3 separate regions of the Mus musculus genome follow, and regions 2 and 3 are each linked to region 1. Evidence: chromatin loops called from intact Hi-C (ENCODE). Cell type or tissue: left cerebral cortex. All regions are shown on one strand. Links, peaks and the distances in the headings refer to the core of each region. The heading gives the core; the rest is flanking DNA.

The links. Peaks named below come from ENCODE experiments on the same cell type or tissue, not always from the same donor. Only the 100,000 strongest peaks of a DNase experiment are listed, where the experiment ranks them.
Region 2: a loop joins it to region 1, with 10 times the contacts of the local background. A loop is called at or near these places in 4 of 42 quality-filtered maps.
Region 3: a loop joins it to region 1, with 2.9 times the contacts of the local background. A loop is called at or near these places in 5 of 42 quality-filtered maps.

The regions. Positions count from the first base shown.
Region 1 is chr16:38,502,613-38,510,769 of GRCm38, forward strand. It overlaps Timmdc1 (translocase of inner mitochondrial membrane domain containing 1), which reads right to left. Exons shown (of 7, transcript NM_024273.2): 3 at 8,107-8,157; 4 at 6,227-6,294; 5 at 2,800-2,878; 6 at 1-60. Among named protein-coding and RNA genes, the nearest start is that of Timmdc1, 16 kb to the right of the region's middle. In left cerebral cortex, for the core only: a CTCF peak has its summit at 3,658 (motif pointing left); a DNase peak (open chromatin) is centred at 3,659.
Region 2 is chr16:38,291,202-38,299,358 of GRCm38, forward strand. It overlaps Nr1i2 (nuclear receptor subfamily 1, group I, member 2), which reads right to left and starts at 3,623. Exons shown (of 9, transcript NM_010936.3): 1 at 3,317-3,623. Maats1 (MYCBP-associated, testis expressed 1) reads right to left here. Exons shown (of 17, transcript NM_001081025.1): 17 at 6,553-7,094. The coding sequence ends at 6,883. In left cerebral cortex, for the core only: a CTCF peak has its summit at 4,491; a DNase peak (open chromatin) is centred at 4,502.
Region 3 is chr16:37,971,543-37,979,699 of GRCm38, forward strand. Gpr156 (G protein-coupled receptor 156) reads left to right here. Exons shown (of 10, transcript NM_153394.2): 4 at 7,117-7,246; 5 at 7,464-7,574. It overlaps Gm36225 (a long non-coding RNA gene), which reads right to left. Exons shown (of 5, transcript XR_876064.2): 4 at 7,193-7,405; 5 at 5,447-5,824. Among named protein-coding and RNA genes, the nearest start is that of Gm36225, 13 kb to the right of the region's middle. In left cerebral cortex, for the core only: a CTCF peak has its summit at 3,586 (motif pointing right); DNase peaks (open chromatin) are centred at 3,146 and 3,621; H3K4me3 peaks cover 304 bases; H3K27ac peaks cover 936 bases.

The sequences.
Region 1 (8,157 bases), core at 2,353-4,852:
TCCTGAACCGTCTCACCGGAGTACTTCTCCAGGGCCATCAGCAAGCTTCCCATGGGCGCGCTGAGGGCAGAACACAAAGTTCAAGGACAAAGTCATTAGCTTGCTCAACACAGGAGGGCCCTAATCATCTACAGCAGAGCACGGTCAGGTACAGAGAAAATTTTAAGGTAATATTCTTCCTGGGTTGTACAATGAAGGAAAACAATCATTGTAGTTTCTTTGACTGGTATAAAACAGCAATAGATCTAGAAATGGTTTGTTTGTTTGTTTGTTTGTTTGTTAAATCATGTCCTCTGCCATGAGAGCTGGTGAGCTGACCCTGCCCCTCGCTGGCTGCAGCACTCAGGAGAGCAGGTCCTGCACCTCGCCTGGGAAGCACAGTAGAGTCGGCCCTGGTGGAGGGGGAGCAGGTGAGCTGGTCCAGTGGGTGTGAACATAAGAGAGCAGGCCCTGCCACTCATCTGCTGTGATGTGGGGTGGGAAAGGGGGTGATGCCCTCCCACCCCTTACCCCTCACCTCCTGTGGTAGTTGGGAGAGCTGGCCCAGAGGTCACAGAGTGGGAAAGCTGAGCCTGCCTCTCACTGGTGGGAAAGTGGACCCTGCATCTAGCCTGGGCAGCACAATAGAGCTAATCCTGGTGGAGAGGGAGTGGGTGAACCAGCTCCTACAGCATGAGAGAAGGAGCAGCACTTGGGAGAGTGGGCCCCACACCTTGACTGGGCACAATGGCACTGGCTCTGGAGACATGAGGGCATGAGAGTGGGAGAGCTGACCCTGCCTCCTGCCAATGGCAGCACTGGGTGGCTTAGATAGAAGACAAGTAGCCAGGGGCTGACCAGGTCAGCTAGCACCCTGGTCTAGATGTAGGATTCTGAGTTGGGCCACCCTAACTTCTGTATCTTCTGTGAACCGTTAGGGCACATGTAAAGGTCAGTCCTACTGATCCAAAGCTGCAGGACCTCCATGACACAGGACAACCACAGGATAACCTGGAGGAGTCCTCCTGAGAATCCAATACTGAGGGTGTCACAGAAGCCAGAGATCTCAAACCAGAACGATGACTCATTGCAGTGAACATCTGCAAACGAAGGTGTGTGGGCAGAGGGGTGTACTGTGTGACACTGTGACACACCACAGCTTCCACGGTGCTTTCTGTGTGTTGCTGTATTTCCTGTCTTGTTTGTGCTTTTTACTGGGGGAGGAAGAAGCTGCAAGGGCAAGGGTGGATACCAGGGGGTGGGGAGACAAGTGAGACTGGGGAGCATGATGGAAGCTCACAATCAATACGTAGTTAAAAAGACACACAGACACACAGACAGAGAGTGGAAATGCAAGGACTAGTTTATCCATATAGCACCAGCCCTGGAGAGGAAGACATGGATGGGAATCCTTTGGTGGAAGAAGGAAACTACTAGCTTTGAGGGACAGAGTCATTAAACATCTTCATACTCTAGAGTCTGGTTGGTATACCTGACAGCTGCTATGTCACCAGGTCCATCCTAAGAGACTGATTTAGGGGCAGCAGTTAAGAGCACTTATAGCTCTTGCAGAGGACCCAGGTTTAATTTATACTGCTTCCAAGGGACCTAATGATACATACATACATATATATATGTATGTATATATATATATATATATATATATATATATATATATATATATGAAATAAAAATAAATAAATATCAAAACCAAAAAACAAAACAACTTCATTAGGGCCTGGAGAGGAGACTTGAGCTTGGATGCCCAGCATCCATATAAAAAGTCAGGTGTGGCAGCATGTGCCTGCGCTCCCGTTCTGGGGAGGTGGAGACAGGGGACTCCTGTACTGGGGAGGTGGAGACAGGGGACTCCTGTGCTGGGGAGGTGGAGGCAGGGGACTCCTGTGCTGGAGAGGTAGAGACAGGGGACTCCTGTGCTGGGGAGGTGGAGACAGGGGACTCCTGTACTGGGGAGGTGGAGACAGGGGACTCCTGTGCTGGGGAGGTAGAGACATATCAGCCGGGCATGGTGGCACATGCCTTTAATTCAAGCACTCAGGAGGCAGAGGCAGGCAGATCTCTGTGAATTTAAGGCCAGCCTGGTGTACAGAATAAGTTTTAAGACAGCCAAGGGTATACAGAGAAACCCTGTCTTGAAAAAAAAAAAAAACAAAAAAAAAAACAAACCTGTAAAGTCCATAAATCTAGCTATGCATGATATATCATGCTTATAATCTTAGCACTCAGGAAATCAAGGATGATAACAAGGTCAAGTCTAGCCTAGCCTACAGAGCATCTCAAACCTCTCTGTCCCCTCCCTCCAGAAAAGAAAACCGTAATTTACAGTGTCTCCCAACCCTGACAGAGTGGTCGGAAGGTGGGTGGGTAGGAAAGCAGAGAGGAAGGGTAACCCACTCAGAAGAACGTCAACGGGAAAACACGAGGATGGCAGGACTAGACTGTCTTTGTAAGCGCCTTCCCAAAAACCGAGGCGCAAGGATGTCAAGGCAGTGTCAAAAGCACTGCAGCAAAGACAGCTGGGGACAGGATGACTGACGGGATGTTCACATGACCTGTCTACTTCATCACATGGGAAAGAGCTGCAATGGAACTGAACAGAGAGCCCCATGACTATGTAGCTCTGGCTGTCCTGGGTTCAATCCTCTCAGAACCTCTCCCCCCTCCAATAAGGAATTGAATAGTCACAGCCCTTGTTGACATAAGACATATATCTTTTAAAGTCTCGGAGGACTAAATTTGCTCTTTATAGTTATTCTCTTTAGTAGACAGACAGTTAGGCTAAACCAAGTGAACACTTACCCCAACAACGCTCCAATTATACTACCAGCCACCAGGCCTCGAACACCTAAGTTTATTCTGAAAAGACCTCCTGTGACAGCTATTAAAAAGGGGAAAGAAAACAATATTAAATCATCTTTAGATGCTGCACTTCTATTTTCTCACAGTAAGAACACAGACCTCGGGCTGGAGAGATGGCTCAGTGGTTAAGAGCACCAACTACTCTTCCAAAGGTCCTGAGTTCAAATCCCAGCACCCACATGGTGGCTCACAACCATCTGTAATGAGATCTGACGCCTTCTTCTGGTGTGTCTGAAGACAGCTATAGTGTACTTACATATAATAAATGTTTAAAAAAAACAAAAACAGAAAACAAAAAACACAGACCTGTAAGTGAGCTTTCTGAACCCAGCATGAATGATGTAGTAACAGCCATGAAGGTAACTTTCTGCCTGCTTTACAGTCAGAAAGAAAACATTTTGTAAGTATGAACCCTCAGTCCCTCCTATGGCACTAATCCCAGTCTTTTCTTTCCCATTTCTTCTTAAAAGTTGACAGTTTATTTCACCTTCCTCCACACCTTTCACCTCTTTCATCCCCCACATCTCTGTTCCCCTACCAGATAAATATCTCTGTATAGATCTGGCTGTCCTGCAACTTGCTCTTTAGACCAGGCTGGCCTCGAACTCACAAGAGTTCTGCCTGTTTCTGCCTTCCAAGTGCCCGACCATCGACAACAAGCAACAGTAACAACAAAGCCCTTCACCTGCCCCAGAAGACTATGCCTTCTCCTAGCCTCACTGGTCTGTACTGCTTAGGGTACTAAACTGTGCATCAGGCAGACCTGCAGAGGCAGCATTTAGCATACAGTGCCACCTGCTGGTCAATACACAGAGTGCACCTCTTCTCACCAGAATTCCAATTCTAGGACACAGCTTTATAACCCATGCTGGCTTCAAACTCAGCAGGGAGCTGAGAATGACCTTGAACCTCTGACCTTCTGCCCTCTACTTTCTTATTTCTGAGTGTACAGTAGCCATGCACCACCACCTAGAGTGTGTGTGGTGCTGAGGAATAAACCCAGAGAGCAGTGCATAGGACGGGAGCATTCCACCAACTGCACTAATACATCCCAGCTATCTTTCCTCTTTACAACTAATGCCATCTTAGGTGGTAAAAAACTTTAGGTGTTTAGTTTGAGGTTTATACTTCTATTTAACTATTATATATTCATTTACTTTTTCTATACTGATCTTGTTTCAACTGTCTTCCTTAAAAAAAAAAATTTATAGCTGGGCTGGTAGTACAGAACTTGGGATGGCTCCAAGCCAGAAGCACATGGATTTCTGAGTTCGAGGCCAGCCTGGTCTACAGAGTGAGTTCCAGGACAGCCAGGGCTACATGGAGAAACCCTTTCTTAAAGAACAGAAAACAAAAACTGTTTTCCACACATTCTGCTACTCTCCAGCCCACACTGCACTCAAGCATGAGGCATCTGCTGCCCCTACCTTCCAGTCGCTGAGTTTACAGCTATGAAGACACCATGCCTGGACGATGCTTCCCTCTGCTTGCTTAAATCTACAGTTGAGTTCTTTAGCAAATTTTTAATACTTTTGTGAGTGTAAAAATGTACATTTGTGTTTGTGTATGATGCACGTTCATGTGCATGTGTGCATATATACCACAGCATGTATGTAAAGTTCAAAGGACAACTTCAGATATGGCTCCTCATTCTCAAGACGAGGGTCACTCTGTTGTTTTTCCACCCTAACTGTCCAAGGACCCCCCGTCTCTACATCCCATCTCCCAGTGGGAACGCTGGAATCACAGACACCTATGCTGTGTATCTAGCTCCCACAGGGTTCTGAGGATTTGAACTCGGGCCCTTCCATCTGCATGGCAAGTGCTTTGCCCACTGAGTCCTAGCCCTAGTCCTGCAGTGAACTGTTACTTAACTCCCACCGCTGCATTAGCAACACCAGCTACTTTGACTACTGTCTAATTTCCTATCTTTATCTATCTGTACGTGAAGACTCATTACCATTACACTTTGACATTACTTGATCCTTTGTCACGTCTGTCCAAGAGATAGTTTCCTTCAGTAGCAATTTCCAACCCCCACCCCACACCCCATTTTTCCATGTCTTGCTGTTAATACTGTTGAAAATGAACTTTTTATCTTTTTGAGACAAAGGCTCATGTGGGCCAGGCTAGCGCCAAACTCTATGCAGACAAGAAAGAGTGTGAGTTTGTGATCTTCCTGCGTCCATCCTCCAAGTGCTGGATTATGGCTGTGAGCTGGGAGTCCCAGCTTGAAAGCAGACAGCCCTGGAGCTGAACCGCACCCCTCACACGCTCTGCTTCTCCAGGAGTGCCTGCCTAGATCCAGTATATATGTTTTCCTGAGGAGCACGGGCACTGATGTCTGCTCTGAGTTTTATGATTTCCATGTCTGCTTCCTGGGAAGAGTCAGTCAACAATTCCTTGTAAGCTGTGACTAAAGTGTCTACCTTTAGCCAACGCATTTGTCCGTGGCTTAGAAAACGACGCATGTAAGCTTCAGTTTACTTTATCTTTCCTGGCTTTTACTTTCTGTGCCCAGAAGAAGTTACAAGCAACCAAGAAGAGCAGCTTTCAGGGCCCACACTCGTCTTTCCTGAGCACACACAGATCCCTATCATTGCTCTCTCTGGTTCTGTTTTGTTTTTTTAAAGGTATAGAGTTTTTAGATTCTGCCTAGATTAGCCTTGAACTTGTGGCCCCAAACATCACCAAATCCTTAAGCTAACGGTGACAGAAGCCCCTGACTGTAACTGTTTTAAACAATTTCCTGGCTACAGCATTTCCTGTGCTCCTCTCTAGAGAGCTCCACGTGCCGGGATAAAAGGCATGTCAGCAGTCCTGTGCTCCATAAATGGTCTCTCACTGCTAGAGGAATGGGGCTTGAAAGAAACCCAAACTCCTGCCATGGGAAAATCTGATCTTTGTACTTCACAGCCCAGCCTCACCTCAAGCTACTTCCCAGCCTTGTGCTTGAGACAGCTCCCTGCTTCCACAGAACCCTGGGAAGAGCCCCTCTTGACGCCCTGTTTAGCCCACTGTCCTCCAGTTTGCTCCTTCCCAGTCTGCCGGTGGCAGCTTAAATGATCTGAAAGGTCTCCTCCAACATCATCCATGTCATATCCATGTCACACCTACTTGTCACTTTCTGTCACAGGATCTGTTTTTGCCCGTCCTCATGGGCAACGTTTAATGAAAGCGGAAGATCTGTCTGTTTTAATAACCACCAAGGGTCAAATATGAGGCTATTCATAAGTACATTTTGTATGAATGTTGAGAAAGATACAGTGTGAAGCCAATCAAAAAAATCTGCAGTTCAGATTCATAAATCCTATATGTTCTAAACATACTTGAAATTAAAATGTGAACGAGAATAAAACTGCCTTACCTCCTGCAATGGCAAAATGGCTCATGGCGTCTTTATTTCGATACACAGTTAGTCCAGTGTTCACTGTGCTGGGGAAGAAGAGGGAAAACCATTTCACTCAAAGAACACGCCATTCATCTCCTGGCTGCTACTGTCACTGAAATGAGTTTCAAAATATCCTATTAGAAGTAAGAAGGTAAGGCCCGGAGAGATGGCTCAGTTGTTAAGAACACTGCATGCAAGCCGAGCGTGGTGGCACACGCCTTTAATCCCAGCACTCGGGAGGCAGAGGCAGGTGGATTTCTGAGTTCGAGGCCAGCCTGGTCTACAAAGTGAGTTCCTGGACAGCCAGGGCTACACAGAGAAACTCTGTCTCGAAAACCAAAAAATAAAAAAATAAAAAAGAGGACCTGAGTTCAAATCCCAGCAACCATCCGTAATGAGATCCGATGCCCTCTTCTGGAGTGTCTGATGACAGCTACAGTGTACTTACATATAATAAATAAACACATCTTTTTTTAAAAAAAGGAAGTAAGAAGGTATCTCAGTTGGTAGAGTGCTTCCTTATCATGAAAGTCTGGGTTCAAACCCCACATCACATCAGACTAGGCATGGTAGCTCACACCTCTAATCCAAGCATTTGATTTAGAGGCAAGAGGACCAGAAATTCAAACTCAGACTCACCTACAGGTCAAGCTCAAAGCCAAACTAGGCTACATGAGACTGTCTTTGAAAAAAACAAAAATGGGGCTAGAGAGACGGCTCAGTGGTTAAGAGCACTGGTTGATCTTCAAAGGACCCAGGTTCAATTCCCAGCACCCACACAGCAGCTCACAATTGTCTATAACTCCAGTTCCAGGAAATCTGACACAGTCACACATAGGATACAGTAGGCAGAATACCAATATGCATAAAATAAAAATAAATTTAAAAAAATAATAAAAATGTTAAAAACAAAAACGGAAACAAACAAACAAACAAACAAAAAACAACCAGAAACAACAGTCCCATGATTTCAATCTCTAGCCCATGTCTAGGCCCCTTCAGCATGTTCTAGACTAATATGCCTATGAGTTTTTAGGTAAACCTATTGAAGAATGTAACAACAATAAAATTTCCAGGACAAATTATTCATTCAAAACAGCAACTTATAAAGAAGGGCTCACAATTTTCTTTCTTCAAGATGCTAATTCAATCTTGGGCACGGTGGCACACTGTAACCCCAGGACTTGGGAGAGTAAGGCAAGAAGATTTCAAGTTTGAGGCTAGACTGGGGGCATAGTGAATTTAAGTTCAGCCTAAGATACATGGCACGTTACTCAGCTCAAAAAAATGGAAAAAAAAATCCCTATACCTGATTTTGACCCTGAGTTGTAGAGCTCTGTCTGTATATTATTTTATATATTATTATGTACATATTATTATAACATTATTATATATTATATGCATACAAGTTATTAAGAGAAAGGCATTATGGGGCCAGTGACATGACTCTGGATAAAGGCACCTGCTGCCAAGCCCAACCGAAGTTCGATTCCCCAGTAATTGCACGGTGGAAGGAGAGGACTGTAAGTTGGTCCTGGACTGCCGCATGAACAGTATGGTGCAGGCGTGTGCAGACACAGCGCATGCAGGCATGCACTTAAAAGGAAAGGCATTTTGAATATTCTCATGTGAGTGTTCAGTTTCTTAAGACCTCTTGCTCCAAGGATGCACTCCTCAAAGAACACGGGCACGGTGGCACTCATCTGCAATCCCAGGACACGGAAGGCTAAGGCAGTCTGAGGTCAGCATAGACTACACTGAGTTCTAGGTCAGTCTGTGATACAGCAAGACACCTCCCCCACCTCCACCCGCCACCAAAACAGGACAAAGACCGTCTTGTCCAACTGAGAACTTACTTAAATATGGTCACGAAAACTGCAGTTCTCCAACTCCAGCGCCAGCCATAC
Region 2 (8,157 bases), core at 3,336-5,835, 210 kb before region 1:
TTTGGAAAAGTCATATGGAAACATGCAGTGAAAGCTTCCTAAAATATGTGTGTATATTAAAGGAGTTTAAATAGAGCTGCCCTATAGCGGGAGAAGAGGAAGGACAATGGCTTTCCCTGGGCACCATGGGCTAGAATGTAAAAATCCCAGGGCTAGGTGTGGGCTACTTGTATTCAAGTTGTTGGTCAAGGCAGTTTCACAGCTCTTCCCCCAAACATACAAGCTGTTGCCATTGCTCTTGGTTTCTCCCTAGGATTTGATGGTAAAACCCTAGAGCCACAGACACTAGCCTAGGTCTGTATATCATAAGACACGGAAGAATCGAGCTAGTGCTGACCAGGAAATGTCATCCCTACTGCATAGCTTTAGTGGTGCTGAAACACGTAATCAGGGGAGAAGAGGCATCCGCAGCCCTGCCCTGCAAGTGAACCAGCCCTTCAAGCTACCATAAAGATGAGTCTGGCAGAGAATGCACTCTGCTCAGTAGTGGCAGGGATGTTACGGGAGTGAGCAACAACTTTCTAATCGGATTAAAGGTCCACCTCACAAGGCACAAGTCAAACCTGGTACCACTAACTGGGCCAAAACTCCATGGCTGACCTTGGAGGAGAACCTAATATTACCATTCTGCTAAGTAGACACACTGTTAAACTGAACCCTAACTTCTTAGCTTCACACCCATAGACTATTGTATCCTTCGACCCTCCTCAGGGAAGGCTTTTCCATGCAGTGCCACGTGATTGATACAGAGGCTCACAACTGGTCAACATACAATAATAAGACAGCAGAGTGCTCGGCTCTAAATGAACAGCCACATCTCCCTTCTTCCTTCAAGGCATCTTTACAGAAGAGGGTGGCAGAAAGGCTGTAAGAACACATGGCGTGCATTCACTGATATGTGAATATTAGCCCCAGAGCTCCAAATAACCAGGATACAATTCACAGACCACATGAAGCTCAAAAGGAAGGAAGACCAAAGTGTGGGGACTTCCATCCTTCTTAAAAGGAGAACAAAATACTCACCGGAGGAAATATGGAGAGAAAGTGTAGAGCAGAGAATAAAGGAAAGGTCACCCAGAGACTGTCCCTCCTGGGGATTCATCCCATATGCAGTTACCAAACCCAGACACTGGTGTGGATGCCAAGAAGTGCATGCTGAAAGGAGCCTGATGTGGCTGTCTCCTGAGAGGCCCTGCCAGAGCCTTACAAATACAGAGGTGGATGTTCACAGCCAACCACTGGACTGAGTGCAGGGTCCCCAATAGAGGAGTTAGAGAAAGGACTGAAGGAGTTGAAGGGGTTTGCAACACCATAAGATGAACAGCAATATCAAAAACCAGAATTCCCAGGGCTCCCAGGGACTAAGCTAACAACAAAGGCCCCAGCTGCATATATAACAGAGGACGGCCTTGTCAGGCATCAGTGAGAGGAGAGGTCCTTGGTCCTATGAAGGCTCGATAGATGCCCTAGTGTAGGGGAATCGAGGGTGGGGAGGTGGGAGTGGGTGGGTGGGGAGGTGGGAGTGGGTGGGTGGGGAGGTGGAGGAACACCCTCATAGAAGCAGGGGGAGGGAGAATGGGATAGGGTGTTTCCAGGAGGGAGGGAAACCGGGAAAGGGGATAATATTTGAAATGTAAATAAAGAAAATATCCAATTTTAAAAAGAAGAAAGAAACAAAGGTTGTAAGAAGCAGAAGTAGTGAACATGTACAGGGAAGTCATCAAGCGTGAAGACCTAAGCTCCTTCCCTGGAACCCACATGGTGGAAGGAGAGGATGGACTTCTGCCATTTATCCTCCGACCTCCCACACGCATGCCATGGCAGGTATGCTCGCACATACATACACACTGAATAGATGCTTGTAACAAAAACTTTAAAAATAAACACTTAAATCCTAAAGCAGTTAAACAGGGCAAGGTTCTATGTGGATGGGGAAGATCTCTAAGTCCTGCACGGTGGAAAAATCACATGGCAGTTGGGTTGGTTTGTACGTGAACACAGACATAGATGCAAAGACTGTGGTCTGGTATACACACACCATGCCAGTTGCTTTGGTGGGAGACAGGGACTAGGAGAAGCAGTTAGCTGTATTTACACTGCATTTTACTGAGCATGCAATCAGTCATGAGTCGCTTGACAGTTTAAACAGTGGCCACCTACAAAACCAGTCTAATTGGCTTTGCAGTGGTCGACTGTGTTTATTTCCCAGTCATTTAGCATCAGGCAGATTGCCTGTAGACGAGTCGGCGACATCTTCTATGTAGAACCATTTGCTTCCGCTGTTATGGGGCAAAACCAGCCTCACGACTTTGTGTTTTAGTACGACTTTATTGATTAAAAAAAAAAATAGCTGATGGGCCAGATTTGGCCCATGAGCTATAACTTGGTGATCCCAGTTTAGATTACATTTATTATATAAATAAAGCATTTTTAAGCAAGTATTTTTGTGTATTCAAAAAAGTCTATTAATGAACAGGGTAAGCCAGGCTTCAGAGGCCTTACTTGGAATACTTTAGACTCTGGCCAAGTCATTAGAGACCAAGGATTCCTCTCAGTGTAGATAATTCAGCCACTTTTCATCTGTGTGGTGGTCCTTTGCCTTCCCGGCAGCAATGAAAAACAGTCATGCACGTGCAAGGGACAATGCCACACCTGAAGCACAGAGGGAAGGTTTGGTGGCCTTGAAGGCATCTCCTAAGGTAGCTCCTGGATGTGGAGGAGCCTTAAAGCCATGTCTCTAGCCTGCGCCTCGGGCTGTTGTATGGAGCAGAGATGGGACCTAGGGTACTGAACATAACGGGAATGACTCTGACAAACAGAGTCTAAAGCCGACCACTGTACACGGATATAGTGTGTACTGAGACACCGCTAATGAGAATGTGAGGCCTCGTGACCATCCTGCCGCTGTCTATGTCCCCGGGGGCTGCCAGCACTAACCTGACAAGCTCTGGGAGCCAGTGCTAATAGTTCCTGATTCTCATGGTCTTCAGCAGCGGTGTTTCCTAGGTCAGGGACTCCAACCCTGTCACAGAAGGGGCTCGGCTGCCTATCTAATGCCCGATGTCACATACACAAGGCTTCTGTTGTGATGCTTCCTGGCAACACAAGTGTAGGCCAGGTAGCAGAGCACCTTGGCTCCACAACTGTCTTCATGCTTTGTTTGACCCAGGAAGGAGAAGAGGAGAGAAAAAGGTGTCATTGTCCTCCATACTCCTTCACATTGCTGACCTCCGACCTCATTTGTATCCCCCTCAGCCTTCTGTTCAGAGGCAGAGGGCATCTGACTCTTAGAAAGAGAAAGAAGGAAAGATCATACCTGTCTGGGGGCCACTGCTTTTGTTGGATTTCCCCCTTGGGGTCCACCTTGAAGAATCAGGAACGATGGTTCTGCCCAGAGCTCAGCACACCTGCCGTGGCTACCTGGCTGCACATGGAGATCTCAGCTTAAGTCCTCAGTGTTTCCTATGAGCCAAGGTCAGGCCCCTAGGGAGAGGCTGACCATCCAAGTAGACAAAAGAGCAGTATCTATCCCCGATTCTCACCCTCAGCTAACCTTAGGCTATGTTGTCCACAGGCATAGGAACCATACTTGTTCTTGCCCACAGTACACCCCAGGTCCAATGTAGTAAGGGGCCCCAGTTGGCACTCCCAAGTCCCAAGTCCAGCACCCGAGCTAGCAATGACCAGATTACCGTATTTACTCTTGTTATATCCCCTTCCTATTTTTTTCATAGTTGTCTTCACTGTAAAACATGTAAGGGAGGGGAAGTGTGTTTTAAGTGTTTGCTCTAAGTAATTCTGGGCCAATGTTTGCCTCTCTGAGGGTGATTTTGCCTCTAGAGGTAAAGTGCCTTTGAATCTATAGCTCCTAACACTTTTTTTCCCTAAGTTAATTTCCTGGACAGAAGCAGTTTACGTGAAAGTAAGGAAAAGGCCACACACATGACACTGGCTTGTTGATATGAGAGAGAGGGAGGAAATAGCTTCGAGACAGGTATGACCTTGCAGTTCCAACCACAGGACAGAAAGCTGGCTGGGACTACCAGGAACTGTCTGAGAGTTTTCTCTTCTCTCGGACCCTTCTAGAAGCTTCCTGTCTAGTGGGCTCTGGGGTAGCAGGACATCATCGGGGTGTCCTTGGCCCTGGGGGCTTGCATATCTGGGAAGCCTGACAAGGGACACTTATTTCCACGAGTGGAAGCAGGTCTTTTTTTTTTCTGTACTGAGATGAATGGGCAGGATTCCAGAATGGGCAGGGCACCTCACCAGAAGTCCTGGGGTCACGGGTAAATTATTACAGCTTTTATCATCTCTCGGGGCTCTTCTGGCATACAAAGGTCTCTATTCACCTCTCCTATAAAAATGGCAAGTTATTTACAGCAGAAACAGGGAATCCAGGACAAATGAGGAACTTCCCAAAGGAGAGAAATGCTCTTCGGTTCCTGAGGGATTGTCTGGTCTCTCTTCCTCTGCAGATGCTGTCCTGAGCTCTAGGTGGCATAAGAAGACTGCAGGGCTGCCAGGCATCAACATTTATCTGGGTAGGGCTTTATTTGGAAGCCAGTTTAAACACCCAGTTTGTGGTAGTTACTAAGAACCCCAGACTGGAGGCCCAGAGAGGACCTGAGTCACTCCCACGCATGGCTGGAAAGGAGGAGAAACTGGAGTCCTGACCTCTGCTCAAACTTTCTTCCCCTGCAACCAGCACTAGGAGCTCCTGAACCATCCACCAGAGGCAAGCCTAGGCAGTCAGCGTCCTTGGTCAATTTTATAAAAACATAAACAAAACCATAAATTAAAAAAAAAAAAGAAAAGAAAAAGGAAAACTCAGATAGCCAACTAAATTCATGACACACTAATGGTGCAAGTTCAGGTGAAGCCAAAGGAAGGGAGCAGGGTGGTCCAAGGACCTCCAGGGCACAGAGGTGCCATGGGGTAGACTCAGAGGGGTGATCTCCTCTTTGGTTTTTATTTTTGTTCTGTTGTGGTGGTTGTTTGGGGGGGACATATGCCCTACTTTTCTTTCTGTTCCTGTGATAAATACCATGATCAAAAGCAACTTAGGGGCCGGGTGTGGTGGCACACGCCTTTAATCCTAGCACTCGGGAGGCAGAGGCAGGCGGATTTCTGAGTTCGAGGCCAGCCTGGTCTACAAATGAGTTCCAGGACAGCCAGAGCTACACAGAGAAACCCTGTCCCGAAAAACCAAAAAAAAAAAAAAAAAAAAAAAAAAAAAGCAACTTAGGGGAGGGAAGGTTTATTTAACTTGCTCTTCCAGGACACCATCCATCATTGAGGGAAATCAAATCAGAACTCCAGCAAGGCAAGAACTTGAGGCAGAATCCGTGGAGGAATGCTGCTTACTGGCTTCATCCTCTGGTTTGCTCCTCCTGGGTTACTTGTTTCCCCTGGCTGGCTCCCTCTGGCTTGCTCCCCCTGGCTTGCTCCCTCTGGTTTGTTCAATTTCCCTTGTAATCTTAATATACAATCTGGTTTCTATTCATATCACATATATTTTTCCTCCCCACAATCCCTTTTAAAGTTATCTTCAGAGCTGGTGGGGTAGAACACAAGTTATCTAATAGTGTGTGAGATTGATTTGTAAGTTTTAAATATGTGCAGTTCATCCTCTTTACTCTTACAAAACTCGGGAACAGGCCTGTGTATGAAGAGTAGTTTCCTATTACTGTTAGTTGCTCATTGCTGTGCATCACTGGACAAGACGGGCTCCATTGTGGCGTTTTCATAAGGACTTGAAGTGAATGTATTTTGACCATGATCACTTGCCCCTGAGGAATCCCCTCTCTCTGCACCCTGCTTTCTCTTCTATAATGTGTTCTGTGCAAAATTCGTTTGGAAAAAAACGTGCCATTCAGACCCTGGAGGTCGTTAGCACTGTTTCCGATTCTCTCTGGTTCTCTGGCTTACTGTGAACATTTTTTTTTTTAACAATTTTATTATTCATCGACAAATATCGTATATATCTACCATGGGTCATGCAGGACTTTCCTTTCAATGGACTGACTCTTCAGCTCTCTTCTACTGATAGATACTGTGCAATGGGTCAATTGTGTTACCTAGCAACTAACTACTTCAGGTAAAAATGGCCCCTGATGGGTAAACTGCACCTGTATGGGGAAGACTTGCAAACAACACTCTTAGTGCCCACTGGGGAATCACAGCTGTGAGCCTCTCTCAGTGCAGTTTTATAAGTAGGAATATCTATTTGGGGGGGCCTCTGGAAACTGTGCCCGCAAAATTATTACAGGAGATTCTAACCTCTGGGTTGCAAGGCTTGTACAGCAGGCAGGTCCTGTGCTCACCCAATGTGTTCTGTCTTATATCCTGCTGCCTGTGCCAAATGTGGACTACTCTAACTCTGTGCATACAAACATTTAGTTGAGCCCAACGCCAGTCCCTGGAGTGCACTGCAGACATTTAGGTTGAACCTGACAGTTTCTATGTCACGTTGTGTCTGTGCTGATAAGGAACAATGGTGCTCCAGGATTTACCTTGTCCGCCTCTGAGAAAAAGCTTTACAAACAACGTCCACACATTCCATGATGCTTTATTTGTGATGGAGTACATTATAGGCTAAAATGACCTCCCCCCAAATAACCAATAGTCTTATTTTTTAGATTGCAAGAGTTAAGTTTCAATAGAGCCAACTCTAACTGTCTAATAAACTCAACGATAGGTACCCTAACCTAGATGAGGTGAGCCAGTTTTAGTGAAAGTGCTTCGTTTTCATTGTGTTGTTGTTGTTCTGTTTTAACAACAGACAGTCCGCTCATGCCACACTTGGTTGAAGTAGTGCCCAAGGCTGAATGGAGCTGCTTCCCCTCCTCCAAGACTTCCTTCCGGGTGGAAAGGTAGACTCACCTAGCCTTCTCCCTCATCCTGAGTAGGTTTTATAGTTGATGTTTTAGAGACTGAGACAGTTGGCACCTCAGAGTCTAGGCTCTCAGCCTCCTCCTCTAGCTCAAAGTCCTCTGACTGCAGTTCCTTATAGACTTGCTCCTCCAGCATCGTTTCGGTGTTGCTGTGAATGATCTCATGGGCTGCCAGGATGTGCTTCCGCTGCGCATTCCTCACTGGACCAAAGCAAGAGAGGACCTTTTAATTTCCTGCTTGAAACCATCCCTCAGTGAGTGTTTATAAGAGAGGAGTAAGTGGGGGAAGAACCCCGTAAATTTCTAAAACGCACATTTTCTGCTTTGGGCTAACACTGTACTCAATAAAAATGACTCGCGGTGTGTTTTAGAAGGACACTCTTAGAAGTAGAGCAGACCTTTTAAATCTCAAGTGTTCTTCCACTGAAGGCTTGGTCACCGGCTGTGGCACTACTGAGAGATAATTGGGTCATCAAGGTTCTGGTTTCACCAACGAGTTAATCCAAATGCCAAATCTAACTTGGCACAGGTTCGTTGGATTGTATGGACTTTGGATCTGGTTAACTTTGGTGTGCAATGTTTTGGATTTTAAAAAGCTTTCTTAGGATAATAAAATTCACAAAACAAAGACTCCATTGATGAGTCTTGGTTGTGTGGACTGAGAGGAAGTGCCCTGCAGCGTGCTGCTGAAGGGCACCTCTTGGCTCTGGACCACTCCTTTCTCGTTCTCAGAGAGCAGGATGTACATGTACGTCCACAGCTCCACTCTTCTGTCCTTGTTCTGCCTCACCACAGCCCGGAAGCAACAGATTCACTGCCGATGGTGAAAATACGTAAGACTGTGAGCTTAGAAGGCGGTCCTGAGTGCAAACCCTAGGAACATATATCACCAAGCCTTAGGACAGACAGACAGACAGACAGCAAGTGCTGCAGCCCTTGGAAAGGACAGGCATTCATGTTGATAAGGACAGTGACATCAGCAATCTGCATTTGTCCTTAAATGGTGGTAGAGACTGTTTTAAGCAATTGATATGTGGGCCCTTATTTAATTCAACCACAATCATAAGAGAGACTATCATTAAGAGCCTCACTTTCAGAAGGAGACGCACACAAAGGAATTATCAGATCATTTCTTCTAAACCATACGGCTACAGTTAAGGACAGTAAGATGTACCAGAAACTAGGCATGGTGGCACATGCCTGTAAGCCCAGCACTTAAGAGGCTAAGGCAGGAAGATTGCTAGTTCAGGGCCAGCCCGGGCTA
Region 3 (8,157 bases), core at 2,627-5,126, 530 kb before region 1:
TCTGTCAAGATGCAGAGCCAACACCACCAAGCCATCACTGGGGCCAAGGCTTAAGGACACTAGACAATAGCAGAAACCAAGAACCAAAAGCCAGCTGCAACATGAATTCAAACTGGATTCAAGCCAGTGAGTAAAATCAGGAGGTATAATGGGAAACCAGCCAAGGTTCTAGATCCGAGCCAGCAACGGGTTCTGAAGCCAGGGGACTCCCTGTAAAGGGCACCACAGGCTGAGTGTACCTCAGGCAGGCCCTCTGTATCACTCTTGCTGACACTGCCAGACAAGCGGGGGCCTTTGAGGAGACAGCTGAAAAGTGGTGACCTACTAACACTGTTACAGCACGTTAGCAAACCCGGGTCAGAAAAGGCCTCTGGAAAGGGTTCATTAATCAGGGAGGTTTGAGCAGGGTCCTGGGAAGCTGGGACCCATTCGGGAAAGAAACAAGAGTCAGAATCTGTGGGTCAGCTGTGCCAGCATTATCCCCACCTGGTGGAAACCCACAGGCAGGTCTTTTCACGTTAAAATGGGAGTCAGGGCCAGGTGAGAGGCTCAGGGCCCTGGTGGGGACAGAGCAGAGGGGAGCAAGCAGGTTTCCTTTGTGGTTCTCTTCTTTCCCACTTTTCCAAGACCTGGATCCCTAACACCCATCTAAATCTAATGATTAATTCATTTGACAGGCATTCAATAACATAATAAGGTACTACTAAAAGAGCCAAATCCAAGGTGCTCATTGGTACAAGGCTAGGCCAGACTCAGCCCTGGGGTCATAAATTCCCAGATTCTGGCCTGATAGAGAACCATTCTTGCAAGTATTCGTGAATTCAGCATTCCTCAAAGATTCCCAGACACACCTCGGCCATTCTCCTGCTGTAATAAACCTGAAAACTGTACAGGGAGAAACAAGAGAGCAAAGATGGATTTGCAAGTCACCAGGGAGCTGGCGCCTTGTGATTGGATACTTCTGTCGGCCAATGGTGTTTGCCTATGCTTTTTGCCCTACTTAGAACCAGGGCGGCTGCTCTGACGTTTTTTTTTTTTTTTTTTTTGGAAGTGCTACAAGAGTCTTGCTAGAAGTCACCCCTGGCCTTTCCTACAGTTGCAGTGGGAGGGAGAACGGAAGTGGAAATCTCTATGTGAACAATTTGCTACTTGTCTGGAACTGGAGCCCTCGGGTAGAAGAGTTGAGGAAAAGGGGAATTTTTCCCCCTATGTATCTATTGCCCCCTCTTGCTGTTTAAAAGCACATTTGAAATATTTTTCAATTGTGTGAGATGTGGAAATACACATTTGGGAATTTGGGGTTTTTTTGTTGTTGTTGTTTTGTTTGGTTTCAAAATCACTATCAAATGCAACCATAATACTCCTAGATGAAGCAGGCTTCCTCAATAAGAGCTCTTTCTGCTTCCCCTTTCTGCTCACTAGGGGTCTTCCCTGTCCCTTTCACTACTGTCCTACACCTGAGCCCACACAATGAGGTAACAGGCGTTTGCTCTGAAATGGAAGTCTAAATTTCCGTATTTCAGCTTTTAAAATGCTTACAAGGATGCAGTTTTGAATTGGTATTCTCTTATGTTTGTAGCCCAGGAGAGCTATGAATTCTGAAATATGAAATATGGGCCATGGAGATAGCTCAGCAGGTAACGACACTTGTCACTAAGCTGGATGCTCTGAGATCTCACGTGACAGGAGGGCAGAGTCAGCTCCTGTGAGTTGTTCTCTGAACCCTCCATGTGTGACATGGTACACAGATGCCAACGCACACACAAAGAAATGTAATTTTTAAAAATTTAAATCTATATATTCTCGTGTGTGTGTGTGTGTGTGTGTGCGTGCGTGCATGGTGTGTAAGTATGCCTGTGTGCATGTGTGTGTGTGTCTGTCTGTCTGTCTGTGTCTGTGTGCGCGTGCACGGTGTACAAGTGTGCCTGCATACACGTGTATGTGAGTCCATTCGTGTGTGTGTGTGTGTGTGTGTGTGTGTGTGTGTGTGACTGTGTGTGTGTGTGAGACTGTGTGTGTGTGTGTGTGTGTGTGTGTGTTAAATTGCCCTGGATAGAGAGAAAAGAACTGTTAGTGTTGAATTACATTTTTATTCTATTTTACAAGAGGAATAAGAAAGGAATCTTTGTAGTGAAAATGTTGAAACCCGGGGAAGAGGTAGCCTCACGAGCTGAGGGCAGAGGTTCTGTCCCATCTGCTTTGCCATTCCCACTTCTTAATGCTTTGATAGGTTCCTATTCAGGAATTAATGTTTGACACAAAAATGGCCATGAATGAGAGGAGCTGCCAGGAAAGCACAGGACACTGAGACCATCGGCTAAAGGAGAATCTGGGGCCAGGACGTTTGGCAAGTTTTCTTTTGTGCTTAATAACTAAAGCTTATATTTGGATGATCGGTTGATTGGGCTATAAAATCCACCACATCTCTGGAATCCAGGTCAGTCTGTTCTTACTGGCTAAGGAAGTGAGGCAGAAATGCACGTGACTGGCTTGCTGATAAGCCTGCAGCAGGGGAAAGACGCAGTGGCTCAAATGATTTGAAAAGGAAGGAGCTGGAAGGCGTCTTGGGTCTCATCGGATTTGACTACTGCTAATCGTTTGGTTTATTCTGTAGCCCTGTCCTTCCGGGTCCTTTATAGCTTCAGTGACTGTAGGTCCAAAATGACAGGCTGGTGGGTGGAAATTTTCCCCTCTCCAGATTAAAATAAATCTGTGCAAGCACTGAGGACTACAGAAAAGCAGTTGAGCTGAGAGAGGCCAGGCCCACCCAGCACTCGAGGCTTTAAGGATATAAAAGAAGTTATTACTTCCCCTGTCCAGCTGCAAACAGCTGGACGGTCCAGGATGAGCAGGTTTTCTGAAGCCAGGGAGAGTGATGTGTGCTGTTCACTTCTGTCACTAACAGCCACTGAAAGTTAGGAAGCTGTGTGGTCAAAGATGAGGTCTACCTCACAGAGCTGAGCCTCATGACCTGGGAGGTGTGTTAGACAAAAGCATTTCCTAGGAGAATTCCCCTGGAAGGATTCCGCCAATGGAAAAGAGCTTTTGGAGTAGCCTGATCTCATTGGAGACAAGTGAACATACGTGTGCACATGCATATGTGAATGAATACTCCCACAGACCCTTCGGTTTCCTAGAAACAGAGGCTGAGAGCGCACAGAGCTTCACAAATACCCTGTTAGGATCTCTCGTTTATTTTCAGGCTTCCTTCATCGCTATGCTGAGAGGAAAGCCCAGGAGAGCCTCACCCACACGAGACTCCTCAGTGAGGACTCAGCTTGGTCAACACCCATAGCCTGCAGAAACGCATTGCACATAGAGACCCCAAAATAACTGGTCTTTCTGTGTGCAGTAACATCAGGGAAGCCTCAGCCATTCCAGAGAAGTCCAGAAAGACACCCAGAAGCCACTTCTGTTACCCAGCAGACCTCCTTGTCTAACGCATGGACATTAAGCCAGTTCATGACACCCTCTGATCTCTAGCACTTTGGTGATCACCGGCAGGGGCTTATAGTCGCCTTAGAGAAGGAAGTTCCAGGACAGATGCTGGGAGAGCAGCTGAGAGGCTATTGCAAGGAAGACTTTGATCAGTTGGTGGCAGCAGAGGTAGAGAAGAAGCAGCTGAGTTCTGGTTGTATTTCAAGAATAGAACCAATGAGGTTTCACAACAGATTGGATGTGGGAAGGAAGGAAGAGTCAACAATGACGCCAAGGTTTTGGGTCCAAGCAAACGGAGATGGAGGGTGGAGAAACAGCTTTCAGGAGAAGACAAGGAGTTAAAGTTTTAATGGACTGTGGTTTAAAATTAAAAAGATCAGATGTGGTGGTACACACCTTTAATTCCAGCTCTGGTCAAGCAGAGGTATGTGAATCTCTGTGAGTTCAATTCCAGCCTGGAACGCATAGCAAGTTCAAGAATAGTCAGGGATACACAGTGAGTCCCTACCTCAAGTTGGAGAGAAAAGAACATATATATGTTTAAGGTTCCTGGAAGTGGATCTATTCCAAACGACAAGACACAGGATTCAGAGACCCTGAGGCGAAGTAGGATGAAATCATTGTGACTAAAGGATTTTAAGCTTGGGATGTTGAAAGGTCATTGATCTCTCTGGGTGGTCCTCGAAGGAGGCTTGAGTGGGATAAAGACGCAGGGCAGTGCACAGTTGAAGCACAAATGGTCGCACTAGTATTAGTTTGAGGTGTGCAGAATTCGGATCATTTAACTCGAACATTAGAAACGGGCAAAACAGCAAACGGATCAGACCTGTGGCACCATGACCATGCAATGTGATAAAGTTGGACTTTTGCACGACATAGGTTTATAATCCCATTATAACAAAGATCAAAAGCGGCGGACTGAAGGAGAAATTCAACAAGTTCTCCACGTCGGAATCTTTATTGTTGCACAGCAGAGCTGTGAATGACCCTGTATTTGTTTTTAGGTGTATCAAAGCTCAGTGGCAGGGCTGGAGAGATAGCTCAGTGATCAAGACCACGGACTACTCCCGGCCATTCCAGAAGCTCCAAGTTCAATTCCTAGTGAGCACATGGTTCACAGCCATCTGTCACTCCTGCTCCAGGGAATCTAACATCTGCTTCTGCCTTCTGAGGGCATCAGGCAGGCAACTGGTGCACAGACATGCATGCAGACCAAACACCCACACAGGTTAAATGAAACAGAACAAAACTACTCCATGCTAGCTAGCATTCACATCAACTCAACAGGGATCTTACAAGGCATGCCCCATGACGCTATAAGGGAAGTTTCCTTCTAGTGTAGCTGTAGGATATCAGGATGTACCCTCCCCTGCTCCCCAACCTTGAACCATGCTTCCAAATTCAGTAACTCCAAGTCCCCTTAGCTCAGAGGCCCACGTGAGAGTTGGAGGCTGTCACAGGCGTCGGAGTCCTGGAGTGACCATGCAGGATTAAACAAGTTCTGAGGATGTTTATTTACATGAACTGAGTCTTTACTGGACTCAAACAAATTGAAAAAGTAAATTGAGAAAAGCCCTTGCCTCCCATTTCCAGGCAATAATGAAGAGGAAGATAAAAGTGAGATCATTACATAATCCTTTTAAAAGGAGAGATTGTTACATAATCTTTATTTAAAAAAAAAAAAAAAGTCACCCAGTCTAGACTTTTAACTCTTCATACTTGGAACACAAGTCTTATCACTATAATTATTTAAATCTCCTGGCTTTGTGAAAACTAATTAGTGTTTGTGGGTGAATGAAAACTATACAGTTTTGTAGAATTCACCATTTAGTTCAGTAGAAAAGTAAGATGACTTGGTGGTTGAATGCCTCCCAACAGGGCAAAGACAGTCCCCAGACAAGCCATTCACCTGCTGGATCGGAGCTGATTGGCGTCAAAGTGCCTGCCCAGGTGTTCAATCAGCCAAACAAAGCGGGCTCATCATCTCCCATTCAGTTTTTATGGCGATATTGTCAGTAAAACTTCTCAAGAAAAATACCAAAAAATACACATCTGGGTCCATAGCATATTTAATGTGAACAGTGGGTTTGCACCAGTGCTTGCCTTGTGAACACTAGAAAAATGTCTGTTTTTTTTCAATAATCACTAAACTGGGCTCCTCTTCACTAAGTCAGAAAAGGGAAGAATTCCAAATCAGGATTCGTGCAATACTGGATCATGCAAACAGGATGGAGTTGTGGTGTCCAAATCAAGTAGATGCAGTGAAGAGCAGAGCCGCAGACCTACCCGTCAGCCATGTAGCCAGAGAAGATGTGTGTCTATGAAGCCCTGGCCAGTGCGCTGTCAAGAAGGGGACATCAGATAGTCAAGGCTTCTGTGTAGGAGTCTGTGAGAGGCAAATGGAAAAGGGCCTCAAGTTCTGGTATGCAGAAGCTAACCCTACTGGTGATGCCACAGAGAAAGTCTCATTTACCTCGCCTTTTGGTTAAATGATTCATATCCTGAACCTATGCTGGTGCCCAGAGTTTGTCTGAGAGCCCAGTTAGCCACACTCCCCTCTAGTCTTCTGCTGCCCGCTAACTTTGGTTTGCTCTCCTCCTGGGAAAGATGCTGCCTTCGTCCCTTGCTTTGGACCTCTGCGTCCTCTTTTCAGTCAAACAAGGAAAGAAAAGGAATTTTTATGTCTAATAAATGGTGTATGTGAAGACTCCCAGCCTCTTTCCTGATAGCAGCTTCCCTTACAGCTCAACTCTGCAAGCTCCACCCTGTCCCAGCTCCAGTGTACCTGCACTGACATGACACTTACATACGCTGACTTGTCCCTTATCAGCCCTAAAGTTCACTGCCACCCTTCTCTGGTGTCACCTGGGTGTCCGTGGTTATATAAGCAAGAGGTACAAGAGTTTGGGTTCAAAAATAAAAATAAATAAAAGCCAGTGGGGCTGGAGAGATGGCTCAGCAGTAAGAGCACTTGCTGCTCCTGCAGAGGACCGGGGCTCAGTTTCCAGCACATTGTCAGCTCACATGTCTGTAGCTCCAGTTTTAAGGAATCCAACACCTTCTTTCATCCTCCACGGGCTCTAGGTGCACATGTGATACACATGTGGGCAAAACATTCATATACATAAAATGCTTGTCTTTCTTTTTGTAAATTAGCCATGATGACACACGTCTCAGATCCCAACACACAGATACAAATCAAATCTCAAATACGCAGGGGTGGTAAAGGCAAGAAGGTCAGCAGTTCAAGGCCAGCCTGGGCTACATTAGGCCTCATCTCAAAAAAGCCAAAATAGTATAAAACAAAGCAGGACTTAGTTATGTTATGTTACGTTATTTTGGCTTTTCAAGACAGGGTTTCTCTATGTAGCCTTGGCAGTCCTGGAACTTACTCTGTACACCAGGCTGGCCTCGAACTCTTAGAAATCCACTTGCCTCTGACTCCTGAGTGCTGGCATCAAAGGCGTGCACCACCACCGCCTGGCCTGGAGTTAGTTATTTTAAATGAATATAAATACACCGTAAGTTTTTCAGAGGGCAGCAAACAGTCTCTTCCCAGTGACTCCTGGTTCCAGGGCTGCAGTGGGGTTTCTCCCAGGAAAGAACTATTACTCTGGCAAGTCTTCGACAGGGGCGCACAGCAGCTCGGCTATTGTCATTCTTTCTATCTCCTCCTAGGATTGTGAAGATGTCCAGCCCCAATCTGAATGTTGTGACCTTGCTGGGCAGTTGTCTGACCTACATCAGCGCTTACCTTTTTGGGATTCAAGATGCTCTTGAGGGGAGTTCAGTAGAAGCTCTCATTCAGGTAGGAGACATTGTGGGATTTTGTTTTGGACACCATGTTGAACTTCGATAATGTTTCTTTGCTCACAGCTCTTCCCGAGATCGTTAGTTCTGTATCCAGGTTATGGACATATTCCCTGAGTCCTACTTGCTGCCCCATGTCCTCTGTGGGCCTGAGACACTGCAGACAGATGAAGGTTCCACTAGTGACTCTTGCTTCTGCCTACTTTCACCCGCAGACACGACTGTCCTTGCTGTGCATTGGGACGTCCTTGGTGTTTGGCCCTATCCTGGGGAAGAGCTGGCGACTCTACAAAGTGTTTACCCAGAGAGTACCGGACAAGAGAGTGGTAAGTTGGCAGCTAGTACAGGATGCTGGGTCACACCAGGAGCTCCACAGTGGCTCGGAGCTGAGGAAATGAATACAGATCTCCGAGTTGACTGTAGTCTGCCTGTGGTTCAATCCTTAAAGTGATGTGGCTTCATAAAGCCCCAGACTTACACGGGGGCTGAGAGTGAGTGCTGCCAGGAGCTAGGTCTTTCAACACGGACTGCTTTAGGTACACAAACTCCCCCAAGGCTCCATGGGAACCTGTGAGCTGCCCAATACCTGGCATAGTGGGAGGGAAAACAAGATGCCCAGAGAGACTGGCTCTTGGCACAGACCAGAAGCTGCGAGCGAAAGAGTAAGTGCAAAGAAGCTATAGCAAGAAGCACAGTTAATCCCCTCCCTAGAGTTCAGGTCTTTCCCACACACGCAATACTCTGCACTGAGAGGGCCATAGCTAAGCAGCGAGTGAGAAGATGGACTCCGTGGGCAGAACTGACTCTGGAAGCCATGCAGCCGCCAGCATGTCCCTGACATCAGCATTTATTATAACCATGCTCCTCCATGGTATCAAACTCCCTGGTATGACTGTCCAGACCTCATAC